2 separate regions of the Homo sapiens genome follow, and region 2 is linked to region 1. A link is an interaction called in ENCODE POLR2A ChIA-PET data of the cell type or tissue named here. Cell type or tissue: Panc1. All regions are shown on one strand.

Region 1 (5,000 bases):
ACAATGATGACTCACAAATGTATATCTCAGCTCAGACCTCTCCCCCAAACTCCACGCTCATCTATCCAGCTCCTTGGCCTGTGCTCCTGCTAATAGGTGCTCCGTAAATGTTTGTTGGTACACACCAACAGTTAACAAGCACCTGCTTGTGCATGATTCTGTGCTAGGTACAACAGGGGATGCATGTCCCTGAGCTCAAGGGACACAAAGAGGAAAAGTTAGGCAACATCAGAGAAAAGGCAGACCTCACCTGGCTTGGGTTCCCAAGGAAGGCACCATGGCAAAGACAGCATTTGGGTTGTGTCTTGAAAGACAGCTCAGAAACCAGCATTTTATCCTGCACAATGGGATGTTCACGACTCAGGACACCCACATCACATTGAGAGACTGTGAAGCCTTACCTAGCTATTTTAAACTGGTGTTTTGTGTTCCCATGCTGGATGAAAACCTCCTAGAGAAAGGCATTTTTTCTAAGCAGAGCTCCTTCCAGCGCCTTCCGTGACAATAGTGATCTCTTTACATCTCCCCTCACCCGATTCTAGTCTGGTATAAAAATGACACACCTTTGGACCCAAGTCTGCTGGCCCCAGTCCTGATCTTACTCTACAATGAGTTATTATCTTTTTGGAAAATATCAAAGCCCACCAGAAATCAAACAAAACAAGAACTTCTACTTAGTAGCAGAAAATACATGAGATCTGCTTTATCTAACCCTGGTAATAAACACTCTGAAGAGGAAAGCGCTATCCATATCTTTACTTATGCCACCTAGCCTTCTCTCAGTCTCCTCTCAGCTGGGCTGGACAGGCCCTCACTGGGCTCCCCCACTGCAGGGACCACACCAGATGACTTGTTCCGTGCCTATCTTCCCCGACGCTGTGAGTTAGTGGGCACCAATTGCTGTGCCAGGCAGCACCCAACACAAGCATGTTGAAAGAATGAATTTCAGACTCTCTCTTTTTTATTTTTTGAGACATTGTCTCACTCTGTTGCCCAGGCTGGAATGCAACGGTGCGATCTCAGCCCACTGCAACCTCCACCTCCAAGGTTCAAGCAATTCTCCTGTCTTAGCCTCCTGAGTAGCTGGGATTACAGGCACCCGTCACCACGCCCGGCTAATTTTTGTATTTTGGGCAGAGACGGGGTTTTGCCACGTTGGCCAGGCTGGTCTTGAACTCCTGACCTCAGGTGATCCACCCGCCTCGGCCTCCCAAAGTGCTGGGATTACAGGCATGAGCCACTGCACCCGGCCAAATTTCAGACTCTTACTAGAGAGTTCTGTACATTCTCATTACATGTGCTTAGTACTATGTGCTTCTATGTTATCATTAAAACATTACACTTGATCATGTTTCCAGGCATTTTTAAGCTAACAACAGCTCTCTATAAAGAAAGTTTGAAAATCCATGCTCGACAAACCACATCTCTTTCACAAGAGCTTGGAGGACTTCCCAGCAGGAAAGGAAACATCCTCACACCCACCAGAGTCGCCCACCCGGCACATCTGCTGAACTCCACCAGGGACCTGGTGGCTTCCTCATGATCAAAAGGAGACAGCTGCTCTGTGCAGTGGGGTGGCACTGGGCTGGAACTTGGGGGGACCTGCTTTGGGGCACAGGTTTCCTCCTCTGTAAAATGAAGGAGTTGGACTTTCAAGATCTGAAGCCACTGCTGGTTCTGACAAACAGCTCTCTTCTACCGTCATATCCTAACAGAACAAAACCATGCCTGCTCATTCATCACAGGCAGAACCTGGGGTCATCATTTGAGTGAGGCCCACAAGGTGGGAAAATGCCTGGATTTGAGGTCAAAAGACCCAATTGTGTATCCTAATTACCATTTTCAGCCTGTGAGGCCTCTGTAAATGCTGTGCATTCAAAAAGGATTATTACTCTTTCTAGCTACTCCACGAAACACGCCAGCCGTGACCCCAGATCTCAAGGAGCCACATCCCTCCACAAGGGGAGGCAGAGACATATTTAGAAAAATGCCCTTTTCAGTGTGTGTTTCAGTGCTGGGAAGATGGAGGGCCCGGGAGCTATGAGAACTGGGTGAAGTAGTCCAGAATGGCTTCCTGGAGGAAGTAAGCTTGGGGATTTCCAAGTAGTTGACAACTTCTTTCAAGATAAACATTGCATTTATCTGCTTTCTCACCTCCTGACCTTTGCTCTTCAAACCTGGCATGCCATTGTCACTAATCATGGGATTTTACTACAACCATCAAGCAGAAAGCTGGTTAGCTGGTTTCCCAATGGCTGAGAAGTCATCTATCCTCCATGCAGAACAGATACCCCCATCACCAAGGGTCTTGCTCCCTTCCTGATGCTCAGTTTTCTTGCTTCCACCTAAGACTCTCCTTCACTGTGCCCATTTAGGTCCCACAGGCTTTGAGGAGCACTTCCACACCTGTAGCCTCTCCTTGTCTGAAGTCCTGCAGCACTTACTGTCAAGACTAATTGCAGAACCACTAGGAATGATACCCATAATAATCACAGCTGCTCCCCTTTACCACACGCTTCTCCAGCCAGGTACTTGCTCAGCACGTCAGTCATTATTGAGACAACGTCCACACACCCCGTGAGATGGGCGCCACCGTTATCCCTGTGCCCGAGATGGATCCAAGATTCAAAAGCTTAGATTCCTTACCGGAGGCCACATGATCAGTTTTAGGGAAGATTTCTACAAGCCTTGAAGGCCTGGTAGGAATCTGCATCCTAGGACAACGTGTCCAGTATATCCCTTTTGTCCACTGTGTGCTAGGCACTGCAAATGTGAAGATGTGGATGGCCAGGATGTGCTTGGAGGGCCTCACTCTCTACCTGGAGGCAGCCCATCAACCACAGTGCGCTGGTTTATCTGGGAGCTGCTCTCAGACAGTGTCAACCACTGCCATCTCCATAATCCATCACCCAAGGATGCACAAGGCAACTAACTGGTGCTCAGCAAAGGCCAGCTGAGATAAACTGAACAGGAGATGTTAGAGAGATGTAAAAAGTCCTTCGGGTGGATTTCTCTCTGTTGTTAAACATCTCTCTCATCTCTGGACTTCTGTACCCACTTCCAGAGGGTACAGTGGTTACAGAAGTCTCTCTACAGAAGTCCAGAGATGAGAGACATGCTCTTCTGATTACTCCTACCCACCCTTTGGTCTTGGCTCCTATGTCTTTTCCTTGGGGGAACCTTCCCAGACCACCACCCCTTGCTCAAATGGAATCAGGCTCCCTGGACTTCTCATGCATGACTCCTAGCATTTGCAGTGTTACCCTTGTGAGTGCTTCCTCTTTGCTCACTACTATATCCAGAGCCCAGCACAGCATAAGTTGCCAGTAAAATGTGCTGAATGAACAAATGAGTTAATGCCACTGAATCTGTATCAGCCTTGCCATGACTCCAGGAGGGTGGTTAACCAGACATTATCTTCCTTGCTTTACTGATGAGGGAATCACGGCCCAGAGGGCATGTCTCTCACCTGGGCTTGGGGCACTGCGAGAGGACCCAAGCGCCCCAAAGGGGGCCATGCCTTTTTCTTGTTGGATTCTTTGGCAACCAGCACGGCTCTGAGCACACAGCAGATGTGGATTCAAAGTAGATGGAAATAGCAACTAAATGACCTCAGAGATGGAGCCAAAACAACTTTTCTGTTTGCTTGGCATCACATTTCCATCAAAGCAGACTGTGGAGGGAGGCCATTCTGTTTGCATTTTGACTCTATTCTACCTGTTCTGTTCTGAGAACACAGCTCAGTGCTGAAGGGACACAACAAAATCTGCGGGTGTGGGTGAGATTCTGCTTCCGTGGGAAAAAAAAAAAGACTTTCCTACGTCTCATCATCTTTGTAATGAAGCACTAAGGTGCTCCTGGAAGTGCTCATGGCATGAGTTCCAGGAATTCAAAGATTGTCAGTGCAACTTGATACACATTTGCTCAAGGCCTAGGGCAGAGCACTGGACCAGAAGTCAGAATCCTGGCCTCTGGGCTTACTCCAGATCCCAACCAACAGGGTGACCCTAGATGATGTAGTGTCCATATGGGTAAGATAGGGTCAACAGCACCCACACTGCCTTCATCACAGGGCTGTAGCCAAAAAAGCTCCAATATTTGAGACAGGAGGTGTGAAAAGCCACAGGCAGTAACAACATGTGTGGCATATTACAAGGCTGCTCCTGGCCTAGGGGTGACTGTGCAGAGAGTGCTTTTGGAGGGGGAAGGGGGAACTGTTTGTTGATACTCTCCCACATGGAGGCAGAGGTAACTTCAAAGAAAACTGTGCTTACCTGTTTGAAGGTACCCAAAATAGAAAGAATGGCCTCTCAAGCCCCCTAAATTTAGATAAAGACTGGGTACTGGCAGGTGGAAGGAGGGGAGGATGAAGTCAAAGTCAAGATTCTCTGGGTTGGAGTCAGGTCTTCGCAACCCACTCACCATATGACTTAGAGCAGGCAGGTAACGCACCCTGAACCTCCATTTCCCCATCTGTCAACTGCGAAGTAATGACAACTACCCCTTTAAAGACTGGTATTCAAATCTATTTTTTGTTTCTCTTAAGAAAGGATGCTACTGAAAAATGGTAAAGCCCTTTATTGGGTGTGGGACGAAGAGGTCCACCCAATATGACATGTAATCAGTTGAAGGTGGCTTGTTCCTTGCCCCCGGTGAGGGAGCTATCTGGGTGGGCCTCTTTGCAGAGTGGCCATCTGTGCGCCACACATAACCGTAGGTGATGAGGGGCCCAATTCCATGAGAAGCTGTTCAGTTTTGGCCAGGACCTCCCTCATACATGCTGGATATTTCCATCGGGCAGGCAGTCTCAGAGGCATGTCAGAGGGAGTGGGCGAGAGAGAGGACCCTCCAGCGCTGAGGAGGTGGGAAGGCGGGTGGGTTCCACATGAGTGAAGCAATGCTGCTTACCTTCACTCCAAAGTGACGGCCATCTCTCAGGGCAAGGGCACACAACCCCACCTGCCCAATGTTTCCACTGCTTAGCCAGCACTCAGGAAGCA
Region 2 (5,000 bases), 210 kb before region 1:
AATATTTCAAATAAAAAATTAATCAAATAGGTTTGACAGCAAATTTGAGTAGGCAGAAGAAAGGGTAGGGAACTTGAAGAGCAATCAATAGCTATTACCTAATCCGAATAACAAGAAAAAAAATTTTACATAATGGTTCTTCAGTGACCTGTAGGACAAAGTCATGTGGTATAATCTGCATGTAATTGAAGCCCCAGAAGGAGAGGAGGGAGAGAATCATAGAGAAAAATATTTAAAGAAACAATGGCCAAAATCTTGCTCAATTTGTTAAAAAAACAGAAGCTTACAGATCCTAGAAACTCATACGATGAACCCCAAGCAGAATAAACACAAAGAAAACTACATTCAAGCATATGATAATCAAACCCCTGGAAGTCAAAGGCAAGAAAATCTTGAAAGCAGCCAGAAAAGAAAAAAAGATCCATTATACCCACAGAGGATCAATTATGTGAATAATGGTTGACTTCTCATCAGAAACAATGGAACTTTAAAGCACTGAATAAGGAAAAAACAAAAAACAAAAAACATGGCTACCCCAAATTCTATACCCAGTGAAAAATCTTTCAAAATAAAGGTGATCTAAATATTTTTTTGACTTCTTTTTTTTTTTTTTTTTTTAGACAGAGTCTCACTGCTGTTGCCCAGGCTGGAGTGCAATGGAGCTATCTTTGCTCACTGCAACCTCCGCCTCCTGGGTTCAAGCAATTCTCCTGTCTCAGCCTCCTGAGTAGCTGAGATAACAGGCATGTGCCACCACGCCTGGCTAATTTTTATATTTTCAGTAGAGGCGGGGTTTTGTCATGTTGGCCAGGTTGGTCTCGAACTCTGGACCTCAATGATCGCCCGCCTTGGCCTCCCAAAGTGCTGGGATTATAAGTGTGAGCCACTGTGCTTGGCCAATCTAAAGACTTTTTTTTTTTTTTTGGACAAAAGACAGGCAAGTGTTACCAGCAGGCATGAGCTTTCTTTTAAGAAATGCTTGAGGCTGGGCGTGGTAGCTCACGCCTGTAATCCCAGCACTTTGGGAGGCTGAGGTGGATGGATCACAAGGTGAGGAGTTCGAGACCAGCAGCCTGGCCAACATGGTGAAACCCCATCTCTACTAAAAATACAAAAATTAGCCAGGCCTGGTGGTGGGTACCTGTAATCCCAGCTGCTTGGGAGGCTGAGACAGGAGAACCACTTGAGCCCGGGAGGTGGAGGTTGCAGTGAGCCGAGATCACGCCATTGCATTCCAGCCGGGGTAACAGAGCAAGACTCCATCTCAAAAAAAAAAAAAAAAAAAAAAGAAATGCTTAAAAAACATTCTTCGAGCTGACAGAAAATGACTTCAGATGACAACTCAGATATATATGGCAAATATAAAAGATAATATCTTTTTCTTCTCTTAATTTCTCTCAAAGACAATTGGCTATTTAAAACAAAAATTATTATACAGTGTGCATTTTATAATATATGTAAAGTAGATGATAACGATAGCACAAAAAATTGGGAGGTCAATAGTTGCAAATTCCTTACATTTTATGTGAACTGGTGCAATATTAACTCCAAAGAAACTCTGGTAACTTAAGGATGAATATTGTAATTCCTAGAGCAACCACTAAAAATAATATGAAGAGGTATAGTTTAAAAGCCATAAAAGATTTAAAATGGAATGTTAAAAATTATTTTAAAATATGTAACCCTGGCTGGGCACGGTGGCTCACACCTGTAATCCCAGCACTTTGGGAGGCTGAGGCAGGCAGATCACGAGGTCAGGAGATTGAGACCATCCTGGCTAACACGGTGAAACCCCGTCTTCACTAAAAATACAAAAAATTAGCCAGGCATGGTGGTGGGTTCCTGTAGTCCCAGCTACTCGGGAGGCTGGGGCAGGAGAATGGCGTGAACCTGGGAGGCAGAGCTTGCAGTGAGCCGAGATCGCACCACTGCACTCCAGCCTGGACGACAGAGCAAGACTCCGTCTCAAAAAAAAAAAAAAAAAAAAATGTAACCCTAAGTCAGAAAACAAAGAATAAGGAACAAAAAATGGATGGGATAAATAGAAAACAAATAGAAAGATAGTTGTGATAGTGGCAGGAGGCAGATAAATAATTAGGCAGATAGGGGCAGGTCCCCAGTGAAAACTGACGAAGGCTGAGACAATTTAAAGCCTAGCTACAAGTCTCAGGTAAATCCTTGGACCAGATTGAGAACCTTTCTTCCCATTTGGTGTGCTTTCCTCTGATTGAACCCACTGTTCACCTATTTTACATACACCTACCCTTTCCTAATTGGTTTTTTACATTGTCATGCCCACCTTTGAGTGGTGTTTTCCCTTTAACCTCTTTTGCATAATCACAAACCAATCAGCACACACTCCCCATTCTGAGTCCATAAAAAGCCCTAGACCCAGCAAGACTGGAAGATAAACCACCCAACTGGTGGTGGGGAACCACCCCCCACATCCCCTGTCCACTGAGAGCTGTTCTGTTGCTCAATAAAATTCTTCTCTGCCCTCCTCAACCTTCAAATTGTTAGCATGATCTCATTCTTCTTGGACGCAGGACAAGAGCTCAGGAACAACTGAACACAGGCAAAAGCTGTATGTAACCTAGGCGGGCTGAGTGGGCAGGGCACCTCCAGCGTCAGGGCCCAGGGCTGAGCAAGGCCCAGGGTGTATGTCGCCAGTTGTGGAGGTCCCCAGTTGGCAAAGTAGACAAGGAAAGTCCTGTGTCAGTTGTTCTAAATCAAACCATATCTAAATTTCATTAAATGGAAATGAACTAAACACTCAAAAAGCGGAGATTATCAGACTGAACTTAAAAAACAGGACATGACTAAATGCTACTCTAAGAAATGCATTTTAATTTTAAAGACACAGGTTGAAAGTAACAACAGAAAAGACTGATATACCATGCAAACAGTAAGCAAAATAGAGATGAAGTAATTATATTAATATCAAAGTAGACTTTAAGACAAAAAGAACTATGAGAGAGGAAAAGAGATTTTTCTTAAACAGATGAAACTGATGAAAGAGTCTTAAACAGATGAAAGTTTCTTATAACCAGGAAAACACAACAATAATAAATGTGAATGTCTCTAATAATATTAACACAAAATATGTAAAACAAAAATTGTCAGAACTAAAGGAAAAAATAGACAAATCTTCAATTAGAGTTGATGATTTTAAAAGCCTCTTCTCAGTAATTGGTAGAACAATTAATTTTTAAAAAATCAGTATGTGCTGAAAATCATCATCCGCTACCTGGGCCTAACATTTATAGAACACCACAAACCAACAATTGTAGGATATACATTCTTTTCAAATGCACATGTAACATTCACCAACATAAATGATGTCCTAGGCCATAAAATAAGTTTCAATCAATTTCAAAAGATTGAAACTGTACAGAGTATATTGTACAGGACAGATATGAATATGGAAAGGGAACTAAATGAAAAGTTTCCAAGTGTGAGTGGAAGCAAAGCTGAGATTGGTTGATTCAATAACCTGGAGAAAACAGTGTAGCCATTTGGCTTCTGATAAAAGCCAAGGCACCCTGCTGCCAAAGCTCAGGACAGGCAGGGCCTAAGGAAAAAGAGAGAACACAGAAGAAAAAGAAAGAGAAGAGAGGGAAAGGAAAGAGAGAGAGGGGAAGAAAGGGAGAGGAAGAAAGGGAGAGAAAGAAAGGAAAGAAAGGAAGGAAGGAAGGAAAGAAAGAAAGAAAGAAAAAGAAAGAAAGAAAAAAGAAAGAAAAAGAAAGAAAGAAAGGAAGGAAGGAAGGAAAGGAAGGAAAGAAAGAAAAGAAAAGAAGGAAGGAAGGAAGAAAAGGCATACATGGGATCATAATTTGCAGAGCTGGAAGGGGTTTTAGGATGATAAAAGGGTAGTTCTAGCAGCAGCAGTGACAAGGGGGATTGTGAACACAGACTTAAAGAATGTGGTGAATAGAAATGACTGGAGGAAACTGCAGCAGAAATACTATTTTGAACACATAGCAGCTATCTGAAGCGTGGGCATCTGCATGTCTCACAGACCCCATACAGCGCATCACATAAAGTAGAGCTATTATGATGTCCCAATCCCCCACAAAAAACAGTAACTTATGGTAAAATGTGACTAATGAAGGAAAGTATGTAATATAGTCTAGAAAATTTTCCATTAAAATTGTTATGAAATCCAGCACTTAAGCAAAATTTCCTAAAGTGTGTTCCTCCGAATATAGTTCTGTGAGCTATTCTGCAGAAAGGGGTTCTGAGGAAGTTTGGGAAACATTGCTAACTGCATTCCCCCTTCTTAAAGATTCATAAGGCACATCAGCGTGTTAGTGACTCCAGGTGGCTTAATGGTATAAAAATCAGTCTGACTATCTTTAACCTCATGTTTCCCAATTTTATGGGACCACAATACTCTTTTTGCATGGAATACCTATTAACATTCCAAAGAACCAGCATTCTTTGGGCTACATTTTAGGGAAAAAAATGATCCAAGGATTAACACATAGCTAACAATGATATAGCTATAATTTGTTAATAGGAGCCCATTCTGTAAAGCTATTAATAAAAGACAAATGATAACTTGATTTTACATAAAACTTTTCTTCGAAGGAGCTTGAGACACACTGGACCCAGAATTTTCTGAGGAATTCAGGTTGACAAAAATGTAATGATTCTTTGTTGCTATTTTTTCTCACTATATTTAATAATATTTATTTGTGGCATTCCAACAGAAATTTTAATCTGGAAAAGTAATTACTAGAGAATAAAGTACTGTCCATTTCACTTACATGACTATTACATTTCATAAGAAAAAATGTGTATACTTGATACCACATGAGAAGAAATGAGTTTAAATGGTAGTCGTTTCAGTTAAGATCTAAGAAAGACTTTGGGAATGAGTTTATCATTTATTATAATTATTTTTGCTATTGCTTTTTATTCCTTATTACAGAGCAGTGTGCCAGTCTCTAGGCATTTTTGTTTAAATACTGGCTGGGGTCATAAGTGAAATAAAGTTT

What was found. Peaks named below come from ENCODE experiments on the same cell type or tissue, not always from the same donor. Only the 100,000 strongest peaks of a DNase experiment are listed, where the experiment ranks them.
Region 2: POLR2A ChIA-PET joins it to region 1 with 5 read pairs; 3 of 35 experiments call an interaction of 5 or more read pairs at or near these places.

Annotation. Positions count from the first base shown.
Region 1 is chr15:67,114,062-67,119,061 of GRCh38, reverse strand. All of the region lies in intron 1 of SMAD3 (SMAD family member 3), which reads right to left. Among named protein-coding and RNA genes, the nearest start is that of SMAD3-AS1, 30 kb to the left of the region's middle. In Panc1, no CTCF peak of the experiment used is centred here; no DNase peak of the experiment used is centred here; H3K27ac peaks cover 5,000 bases.
Region 2 is chr15:67,320,228-67,325,227 of GRCh38, reverse strand. All of the region lies in intron 4 of IQCH (IQ motif containing H), which reads right to left. Among named protein-coding and RNA genes, the nearest start is that of IQCH, 68 kb to the right of the region's middle. In Panc1, no CTCF peak of the experiment used is centred here; no DNase peak of the experiment used is centred here.